Linked DNA regions of Homo sapiens: all the other regions are linked to region 1. The links are chromatin contacts, found by Hi-C or POLR2A ChIA-PET in ENCODE. All regions are on one chromosome and are shown on one strand. The core of a region is the stretch at or near the end of the contact, and the rest is flanking DNA. Distances in the headings are between cores, read along the strand shown.

Evidence for each region. Hi-C counts contacts between places; a loop is a spot of excess contacts on that map. ChIA-PET counts read pairs that join two places held with the same protein, here RNA polymerase II (POLR2A). Pooled maps may share reads with other maps.
Region 2: a map with no recorded cell type shows a loop between it and region 1 (4-fold over the local background). The contact joins the promoter of ATP7A here to the promoter of FGF16 in region 1. A Hi-C loop is called at or near these places in 1 of 37 single-sample maps with no recorded cell type and 4 of 50 pooled maps. POLR2A ChIA-PET finds 5 or more read pairs at or near these places in 1 of 52 experiments (activated T-cell).
Region 3: a loop to region 1 is called in a pooled map, with 5 times the contacts of the local background. The contact joins the promoter of ATRX here to the promoter of FGF16 in region 1. A Hi-C loop is called at or near these places in 4 of 37 single-sample maps with no recorded cell type and 2 of 50 pooled maps. POLR2A ChIA-PET finds 5 or more read pairs at or near these places in 1 of 52 experiments (activated CD4-positive, alpha-beta T cell).

Annotation. Positions count from the first base shown.
Region 1 is chrX:77,445,621-77,449,206 of GRCh38, reverse strand. It overlaps FGF16 (fibroblast growth factor 16), which reads right to left and starts at 1,818. Exons shown (of 3, transcript NM_003868.3): 1 at 1,259-1,818. The coding sequence starts at 1,532. RefSeq lists enhancers at 284-785, 2,731-2,920.
Region 2 is chrX:77,908,957-77,912,542 of GRCh38, reverse strand. ATP7A (ATPase copper transporting alpha) reads right to left here and starts at 1,850. Exons shown (of 23, transcript NM_000052.7): 1 at 1,708-1,850.
Region 3 is chrX:77,784,225-77,787,810 of GRCh38, reverse strand. It overlaps ATRX (ATRX chromatin remodeler), which reads left to right and starts at 1,595. Exons shown (of 35, transcript NM_000489.6): 1 at 1,595-1,829. The coding sequence starts at 1,810. RefSeq lists enhancers at 1,522-1,711, 1,722-1,831 and a silencer at 1,932-1,981.

The sequences.
Region 1 (3,586 bases), core at 569-3,068:
CAAGGAAGACCAACCCTGCCCCTAAGTTGTTTGCTAGGCTTGGCCTTACCCCGCACTGGCCCCTATGTTCCCCTTTTTGCTGTGCACTCCAGATGCAGCTCTAGCAAGGCATGGAGAATAGGAGGATGGAGAGGTTTGGGGGGTTTGGGGCAGATGTTGGCAAGAAGGAGGGTGGGAAAAAGAAGGGAAGGGTGTCATGTCTGAGTGTAGGCAGAACATCTTACTGGCTTGGGGAAAAGGTGTCTTTCTTGGATTATAGGGTCCTTGGGAGGAAGCAGAGGACATTGGAGGATGCGGAGGGGCAAAGGTAGCTGTCACAGAACCCCCCATGATGTCTTAGTATAGAATTGGAAATTGAAAATAAAAATGGCAAATTACCGAGGAGCGAACACATTTGCTTAGAAACCTAATGATCTTTGTCTCAGATCAAGGCTTATATTAATTGTGTAATTAGTTCTATATGTGAGACAGGCAGCTGTGTTGAACAGTTTGTATAGTGGCAGGCAAACAGACAATCCTGGATGGAGGTTGAACGTTTCCTGCTTTGGGCCCAAGAGACAACTGTTTCTGGGACTGGGAGTGGGCCCAGGACGGTTTCCTCACTGAGGCAAGGAGTCCAGAGGTAGTTTCCGGCAAAAGCTGCCCCAGGACTTGTGCCCTTACACGGTGGACACCGCGAGGTTTTCCTAGATTCCCAATTCGTGCCAGGCTGCCTGGATTGTCTCCTACCCTGGACAGAGCGACCCCAAGGCAGGCGGAGGCCACAGCTGCCTGGTACCCACGGGCCAAAAGCGATTTGTGTGCCGGCCGACCGCCTCACATGCCCACGGCCCATGCAGGATCCTGTTCCAGGAAATCAGCTGCCACAGCCCTGCTGCCTTCGAGGCTCGGCCCGCGCTGCAGCCACGGTCCCGGCCTCCTAGGCGAGAGCTCCCACCCCTGTCTCAGCTCCACCTGCTTTCATTCAAGGCTTAGAGTCCAGCTCCCAGAACTACCCCCTTGCTCCCTGGGGAGATACTGTGGAGCGGCGAAAGGAGAGGCCCCACCGCAAGGCGCCCCCGCCCCCACCTGAAAGTGTCCGAGGGTGCAGGGCCCCCTGATGTCGAGAGGCCCACGACCGCGCCGTCGTGTCTCGCCTCGACTGGCCCGGACGACACCAAGCCCGGGGGCGGTCTGCGGGCCCTACGCCTGAGCCCGGAGCTGTGGGCTCCCCAGTGCGCCGTCCGCCCGCCTCCCGTTCCCCCGACCGCGTCCTCACCGAAGCGGCTGTGGTCGTGGCGGGTCCCGTGCACCGTGCCGTTGGGGAAGATCTCCAGGTGGAAGCCGGTGCGGCAGTAGAGCTGGCGGCGCCGCAGGATCCCCTTTAGGTGGGCGAAGTCTGTGGGTGAGCCACGCTGCAGCTTCCCCTCGATTTGGCCCAGGCGCTCGTTCAGGAAACCTGGGGAGTCAGCTAAGGGCACGTTCCCCAGAGACGAGGAGAAGCCGTGTAGATCCCAGTCCAAGGAGGCGAAGACGCCCCCCACCTCTGCCATGGCTGGGCCGATTGCGGCGCTGGTTGTGCTGGGCGCGCGCGGGCCGAGCCGGGGCCACGGGGCGCGAACTGCCTCTCCCCGCAGCGGGCGCGGGCGGTTCGGCGGCGCTCCCTCGCTAGCTCGCTTGCTCCGCGCTCTGCCGAGCTGCAGTCGACGTCTGTTCGCGTCCAAGGAACTTCTCAGTGGCGGGGAGCGCGGGGCAGCGTGCTCCTGACCTTGCTCTCAGTCAAAGTGCCTCTTCCCCTCCGCATCCATCTCCCCCGGCCTCTCATAGCTGGCTTCGTCCAGCTATCAGATGCAAACGGCACTTTATATACATACCCACTCCCCTTACATTGACATATTGGATATTTAAATACAAGCCACACCTCATTGGCATCCCCTCGGAGATTGGTGTGTGGGTTCTTTTTTTTTTTTTTTTCTTGCATCCATTTGGCTCTTTTTGGGAGAGGGGGGTGGAGGGAGAGAGCGAGCGAGCTTCACTCCCTCTTTTATTATGAAAAAATGGCAGGAAAAAGCTACACATTGCAGTGAGGCATAACTGCTTTTGGCAGGTTCTTCTGAAACTGCTGATGAAATAACAGAGCCCAGTGCGTGGAGGCCGCTGGCGCGCACGGCCACTCAAGGCCTGTTCCGTGGGGGTCTGTCTGTCTGCTGCCCGGGGGCTGTCCCCACCTCCCACGCGTCCTCGGGCTGCTGTGCTAGCCTTTGGAAAGTGCCATGAGACGGGAGTTGGGGGGTTCACATGCTCCTGATCTCCTCTTGTTCCCCAGTTGGTCGGAGGCTGCGGAAAGGGCATCTGACCCGGGACAGGGACTCCCTGGTTTCTTTGTTCCACGGCCCCCAAGTCCTAATTCCTACCTGTATAGGTTGGCGGGGTACCGAGGAAGTGAAAAACCTGGAAGCCAATGCAGTTGCAAAATTTGGGGTTGGGGGTGGTGGTCCTTGCAGATTCCAAGGGGAGGGCCTTACGGGGTCTGAGAGGAGCGGGAAACCCCTCAGAGGAAAGATGAATTTTTATTTTTTTAAAGAAAGAGACGTTACAGCTTAGGCTTAGGAAAAGGAGAGGGGGAGTAAGAAATAGAAAGCGATCTTTTTGAAAAATGATCTCCGCTGGCTTTCTGGGCGCGCTTTTAAGAGGCTCTCGAGAGCAAGCTCAATGAGAGGCCATTGGAAGCCTGGTGGGGGCTTCCCCCCTACCTCGTTTCTTGTTGGAAACAGGTGTTTCCTCGTTCTGTCCAGTGCCTTGCTCCGAGATATTCTATCAGGAAGAGCGGCAGTTGGGACAGGAACCGGCGGCAGCCAGGTCAACGGGCAGCGTCCAGAAGTCCTGGGGAGCAGGTGCCAGACCTGCCCTGCACCCCTGCACCTGTGCCCCGAACCTGAATCCTGGGGCACCTATTGGGCCCTGGCACTCGGCGTCCCGATCGCCTGTGAAAGGGTGTTGTTACTTGGTTTTCACCCGCAGCCGGCGATGGCTGCCTTCCCAGGCTCCCTCAGGAGAAACTGAACACAGGGAGCCCCGCGCCATCCCCTCTCTTTGCAGCGCCTCCTGCTGGCGACCCCTAGTCTCGTGGCAACTTTGAACTCAGGGTCACCATGAGATGAGAAAACCGATTCCGCTCAATTCACTTAGTGCAATTCAGGGTCCTACTCCTGGGCTCCCACGTGCACCCTGAGCTCACTCCCCTGGAACCGTAGCAATTCTCGTTTGGGAGTATTGTGGCTTGGTACTGTTGTGCCTCTGCAGCTCAGACAGAACCTCTGAAGCCAAGCACAAGATGCGGCACATAATAGGCACACTCAGAAATAATCTGAGGTGCTCCCAGTAGCAGCGGACATAGATGCAAGTCATCTTCCAATTGTAGGGGACACAGAAATGCAGAAAGTGTCATTCATATTGAAGTATTTATGGATGAAATCATACGCTGTCTGGGATTTGCTATTAAATTATTCAAAGTAAGAAGGCAGAAGGAGTGGAGGTATAGATGCGATTATTGTCCTTGTGTCGCTAATTGTTAAGCTGGGTGAGGGGTATATTGGTGTTTAATTAT
Region 2 (3,586 bases), core at 601-3,100, 460 kb before region 1:
CTGGAGGGCAGTTGGATATGTTTGTGAGCTGACTAGTTTTGTATTCTATATTTTTTCTAATTTTAATCAGTGACATCTTGGAAGATGTGGCTGTTAGAAATAGGAATATTGACTTACAGTGTGTTACTGGATGTCGGGCAACTTTCCAGACCCCCATGGCTTTGCTCACATTATTTCTTCTATCTATCAGTCCAGATAGATGTCTTCCTCTTCCTCCATTCCTGCAAAGCTAAATCCTATCTATTTTTCAAAGCCCAGTTCACATGCTCCCTTCCCTGCACTCTCATAACACCTCCTGTTTCTAATATATAACGTTAGTGAGATTTTTTAAATGTTTAGGTAATCGTGTATCTTTCTTTCCTACTACATTGAGATCCTCAAGTACAAAAAAAACTCTCTCATGTCATGACCTTAGACACCAGAAAATGTTAAATATAATAAAATGCCAGTTCAAAAATAACCATTGAAAAGGATGTGATAAGCAACCTAGTAATTCAGTCAGTGGGGCTGCTAGAAACCGTTGTCTTCATAGCTGAATTCAACTGACTCAATTCGGACTCAATTGTATGTAAACTGTTTATTTTTCTTTCTTCTTTTTTGGAGACAGTTTCGCTCTTGTAGCCCAGGCTGGAGTGCAGTGGCACGATCTCGGCTCACTGCAACATCCGCCTCCCAGGTTCAAGCGATCCTCTTGCCTCAGTCTCCCGACTAGCTGGGATTACAGGCGCCCGCCACCACGCCCAGCTAATTTTTGTATTTTTAGTAAAGACAGGGTTTCGCCATGATGGCCAGGCTGGTCTCGATCTCCTGACCTCAGGTGATCCACCCTCCTCGGCCTCCCAAAGTGTTGGTATTACAGGTGTGTCAGACACTGCGCCCAGCCTACTGTAAGTAAACTCTTTTGAGGCCAGGAACTCTGTCTTATTTCTTGTGCATCACCCCCTCCCCACCACCCCCCCGCACCCGGCAAAAAAAAAAAAAAATTAATAACCTCAGTATCATCTAATTCAATGTTCTGCACATATTCTCAATACAAAGCCATACTATTGTAGATAAAGAGTCTGTGATTAAAATAAAGATCAGATCCTGGACAAACGCTGAATTGTGAAACGATAAGTGTTTGTGCTTAAGATAATCTCAACGTCTACAACGAAGAAAAGTGTCAAAGATAAGATGCCACAGGGTCGGACAATGGACAGTAACTTTACTGGAAAGGGGGCACAATGAACAAAACTAAGTGGAAACAAGAGTTCTCTCAGTTTACCTTACGCTCCCAGAGCAAGACAAGAAGCCAAATATCTATTTTTCAATTATTATTTCATCAATTATGGTCATTTTAGTAACCTTAGCTTCCAAAGTATAAAGAGGTGTCACTAAGCAAAGACCCCAGTCCATGTGACTTTCAATGCCAAACACAAACTTTCTTGTACCCTCAATTAATTGGGTAACGTAGGCCATGGATGATCAGGACATTCTCTCCAAGAGGGTACAAGAAAGTGACACAGGTCAGGATTTAATTTCCCCTCCTCTATCCCCTGTTAGGGGAGGTAAAACATAAATGTAGTTAATACCTGAATTGTGAATAAGTGAAACTTTCGAGACTGCCCCAGACTAACATGACCTTCTCACCACACTCGTAGTACAAACTGACAGCACAGAAGACCCCCTCCAGGAGAAAGGACGACGGGAAGCCAATGTAGGACTTACCTGGTTTCTCTATCCTATGGTTAAACCTCTGGAGCTACGCAGACCGTGGCAGCGATAAATCCACGTACGCAGGCTCCAACAAAGCTCACACAATCGGAGAAGTCACAGTAGCTGCGGCTGCGGCGGCGGCAGCAACAACTCCTCCCTCTGCTTCTCTTTTCCCACCCCCCGCCGCGGCGGCCAGCCGCCTTTACCCCTCCCTCCCTCGACTACCCCCACTTCCGGGTGATGCCCCTGCCGGAAGCAGGGCCGCCACGGGAAAGAGAGCGACTGGTCACGTGAAAAGGAACGCGTGGTCTAGAGCCAGCTTCTCCTGCCCCCTGCTGCCCCCGGGCCGACACGCAGCCTCGAGTGGGTCTTTGTTAGGGTACGAGTCCACTATCCCACCCCGCCCCCACGACAAAAGCGAAACCAGAAAACCCATACTAAAACAGTGCCTTTGTCATCTTTAGTTTCCTAACCTCAGGCCAAGATGTAACATAAAAGATCCTTATAAGTCATCTTCCACATAGTTCATCTTTGCCTAGCATGAAATTCACGTGCATCTGTTAGACTGTGTTAACTGCCAAGATGTAACATAAAAGCTCCTTATAAGTCATCTTCCACATAGTTCATCTTCGCCCAGCATGAAATTCACGTGCATCAGTTAGACTGTGTTAACTGCCAAGATGTAACATAAAAGCTCCTTATAAGTCATCTTCCACATAGTTCATCTTCGCCCAGCATGAAATTCACGTGCATCTGTTAGACTGTGTTAACTTGCTTCCCGTAGACTGTGTAGCCTAATTCCAGATGTAAGTGCCAGAACTATGAATTTATCCTCTTCCCTCCATTGAAAAATTACATCAAGAGGAAAATGTTTATAAATTCATAATTTTTATATGTGTGTTGAGGGGGTAGGGACGTCACTTCACCACCTTCATAGCGCCATTCCAAGCTCTGAACCACTCCCCCATTTATTCATTCACTCGTCCATCATTTTACACACCTAGAAGATTCCGGTGATGCAAAAGTGTTACAGTCTCTGTTACCATGAGTTCATTTAGAAATGAGATGCATAAAATGTAAACAATGCAATAAATGGTACAGAAAACATTTGAAAAAAGGGTCATTTTATTCTTGCTTTCCAACTTAACATTTTGAAAAGCAGCAAAATTCTAGGATTTTTAAAACTATGAACATTAACAGTAAAAAGAGGGAGAGGCTCCATCTCACTTATTTCAAAGCAAGATGTGGCCTTTTCATATTTCCTTTCATGAAGTATCTGTCATAAGATGTAGAACAAAACTAATCACAGGACTATTTGTATTTTCATCTGGAACCATTTGAACCCAGTTCCCACAGAAGAGTATGAAGCCTAATAATGTTGCAGAAATCAAAATAGTACACAAAATACAAATATCAAGTAAATATTTGTAAAAGACTTAGAACAGCGTCCGGCACAAAGTAAGCATATTTAAGTGTTGAAATAATTTCCATCCTAGCTGTTGTCAAGTCCCTATTAAGCCTTGACAGGCAACATTTAAAATTACCCATAGATCTACATTTTAGGTCTGTGATTAAGTATTTCAGAATTATTATCCCCCTCCACACTCATCCACATAAATATAAAATTAGCCTCAGGACTCATCTTCCCAGGCATTATTTTGTAGTTGTCAATGTGTGCAGCCTTAATTATTAAGATACAAACTCAGCCCCAAATTTAAAATCTTAAAAATCACATCATATGAAATGAAGATAGCTTTTAAGTGGGTTTCCAAATATTAGCAAGTTGGTTTGTAACTATATTAACATTGTGTTAAGCATCCAAAAGAAATTCACTAAAAGGCAAAACCAAAAATATATCTTTTTCAGAAGCAGAACATTGAATCTACTAGCT
Region 3 (3,586 bases), core at 346-2,845, 340 kb before region 1:
GCATTTACCAAGGAGAAAAAAATGACTCCTGTAAATTGTATGTTGAAATGATATTTAATGTGTACAAGACAAAATCAGTATAGCAGGTACAGAGGTCTGGTTTCTATAATTGCCAACTGAACTCAAACATTTGAAAGATATAATTGCAATGTGTACAGGCGTCTGTTGATTAAAAAGTTGCCTGAGGCCAGGCGCGGTGGCTCACCCCTGTAACTCCAGCACTTTGGGAGGTCGAGGTTGGAGGATGGCTTGAGCTTAGATGTTTGAGACCAGCCTGGGCAACAGACAGACCTACCTCATCTATACCAATACATAAATACATAATTAGCTGGGCTTGATGGCACGCGCCTGCAGTCCCAGCTGCTTGAGAGGCTGAGGTGGGAGGATTGCTTGAGCCTAGGAGGTCGAGGCTGCAGTGAACTGCGTCACGCCACTGCACTCCAGCCTGGGTGACAGAGCTAGACCCTGTCTCAGAAAAAAAAAAAAAAAAAGTTGCCTGAGCCTATCAGATTTTCAAAGTGTTTCATTCAAAAAAGGCTCCCCTCTTGCTATCCCAGTAGAAAGCAGCAACCCTGTCACCTAACCCCGACAGGAGCTCTTGCATATTTCAAGAAAAATAAATAGAATGAACTAAAGCATGCATGGCAGAATAAATTTGGAAATAAATTTCGAAGCGATTAGATTTTAGAGGACTTGTTTGTGATTAGCAGAGATTACCAATGTAAAATCAAATTATAGATCATAAAAGCGGGAAAGGCATTTACAGATCATCCAGCCAAGCTTCCTCTGTAATGAGAAGGAAGCAGATCTAAATTGATTGGTTTGTGAGCTAAACATCACATCAAATTGGGGAAATGGCCCGTGTGTGTGTGTGTGTGTGTGTGTGTGTGTGTGTGTGTGTGTGTATTCTAAGAGACACTTTATTCAATATGGAAAGAATTTTATGCAGCGTTCAAGTTGGTCTTATGTCGTCTGCACACATATACATATATATAAGTATATTATACACATATACATTTCCAAGCATGTTGGTGTGCCAAATATTATGTATAAAACATCTAGGAAAGCAAATAACTTGATGATAGCCTAGCATATAGGAAAGAAAATACTTACATAGGATGGCCATACAGATTAGTGGTTAAGAGTGTCTGGTGAATCTCGGCTCCACTACTGTGGGACTTTGTGTCTTGGTTTCCTCATCTGGAAAATGTAGGTTTGTCTACCTCAGAGAGTGTAAAGATTAAATGAGATAACCCGGATAAAGGATTAGTGTAGTGCCGAGCATATAGTAAACTCTCAATAAATGTAGGTTGCTGTTATTACTTCGTTAATATGTCAAAGAAAAAAGAGGTTGGACCAAAAGAGCATTTTCAAAATAAAGTCAAACTATGTCACTAGCACTTTCAGGTCAATTGGGACTAAATTGGACCCCCTGCGAAAAGGTGGAGGGGATCAAATGACGTCGACCGCCTTAGCAACAGGCCCCCAAAGAAGGTGAATTTCCGTAGCCAATAAGACTCTGTGCTTTGGAGGAGGTAGCCAATGGCTGACGGAAAGAGAAAGAGGGAGGACGCGCCAATTCTCCTGCCTGAGCCTCGGCCCAACAAAATGGCGGCGGCAGCGGTGTCGCTTTGTTTCCGCGGCTCCTGCGGCGGTGGCAGTGGTAGCGGCCTTTGAGCTGTGGGGAGGTTCCAGCAGCAGCTACAGTGACGACTAAGACTCCAGTGCATTTCTATCGTAACCGGGCGCGGGGGAGCGCAGATCGGCGCCCAGCAATCACAGAAGCCGACAAGGCGTTCAAGCGAAAACATGACCGCTGAGCCCATGAGGTAAAACGCAACCCCGTCTCATGGGCCCCAGCGGTCTGGGCCCAGGCACCGTCTGAGTCGGGTGTTTGGGAAGGCGTTCGCTTGGTGGGTTAGGCCTGTGTGTTGCTTAGCCGAAAGAGGCATCGTTTTCTCTTTAGGTGAGAAGGGTTTCGGGGTATCGGCGCAAGGCTCCGACGGGGGTGGGGGTGGGGATGGGGTGGGGGGAGGTGGGGGGGGCGCGGCCTAGGGTATGGGGCGCTTCTTGCAATCTCCCCTAAACGGTGACGCTTGGTCGGGCTCCTCTGTTTATTCTTTGGTGCCTGTGGGATTGAGACCTCGAAGTCGGAGGCGGTCTTTGGTATCCCGGTCATTTTTGCTAATCTTTGGGCCTAGAAACTGCGTGGGGAAGAAGCGGGGGGAGGGTGAGAAGAGGGGGAGGGGTGGGCGGGCGCGAGGATGTGAGATCCCAGGACGACTTAGAGGCGTTTAGGTTGCTGGAGATGGGAAGCACCCGGGCCCTGCGGGATTTTTTTTCTGCAGCCCCAGGAGACAAGCCTTTTTTTGATTGGGTTGTGGTGCAGTTCCAGGTATTTAGGTATCTTTTCTACTCCATATCCTGAAGGATATCCTTGGGTTTATTTCTAGGCGAGGGGGGACTTAACACAGGGTTTTGCTTCCAGAGGACCCTAGTATACTACTTTTTGTGATGTCCAGCCTTAATGGGACCTCAAGTGTTTCCCCACTTTCTGGGCAAATTTCGAGGAGTAATTAGGCCCTATCTTTATTTACTTATTTATTCCATGAAGGATGAAGGGCAGGTTAACGTGGGCTGATGCGAAGTAAGATTTATTGCAAGGGAAAATGCCTGGCAGGCCTCCTCTTAACCAATCAAGCACGTTTATTAGGTTGAAGCTGTTTTTCTGTGTGCTTCTGATTTGCCTCTTGACGGGTCTGAAAATTTGGGTAGTCAATATGAAATGTATACACTTTTACCCAGGTGGCTGGCTGGCGTTTCAGTTTGACATTTGAATTTTCATCCCACAATGTGAATTAAGTAATTTTTTTACTCGGAGATGCATCCTTGGCGTCCAGTGGCAAAATAAAATTACAAGGAGCATGGGTCAGAATTGCATTTCAAGTTGGCGAAATGTGCCTTTGAGTAACTCTTAGATTGGCATATGTTTTTAGAGCAATTTAGCTAGAATGTAGAATTGGGCAATGAGCCTATGATACGTATGTCTGTATTTCTGCATGAACAAGCAGTAGATTATATTTTCTTTACCTTGGGGAAAGATATGCTTCAGTTCTTAGATTGTAGATCTCTAGTTGTGTACACGATTGTGGCCTTGGTTTCTGAATTTGTCAGTAGGCTCAAATACAACAAATCTTTATCTGTGGGGTATTAGGCACGTAAGTGGTACCCAGTATAACTTGTTGGCCTGTAATTACCAGGCACTCATGTTCATATGCATGGATGGTGTACCTTACAGTTAAATTATGACCTCTAGATTTTACTAAGTTTCACAAAGTCTACATTTGAAACTATAGTTTGAAGTCGGATCTTCTCAGTTTCTTTAGAATGAACAAATTACGTATATAGAATTTCTGAATAGAATAATTAATTTTACACAAGGGTCAGTTTTTCTTACTAGTCTTGGATTTTTGTAGATCTTGATGATAAGAGTAATAATCATAACTAAGTTGAGTGCTTATTGTCGTTCTTTATAATCTTGATGAATTCTCAAACCTGTGAGGTAAGTACTTGGTTTTGCCCATTT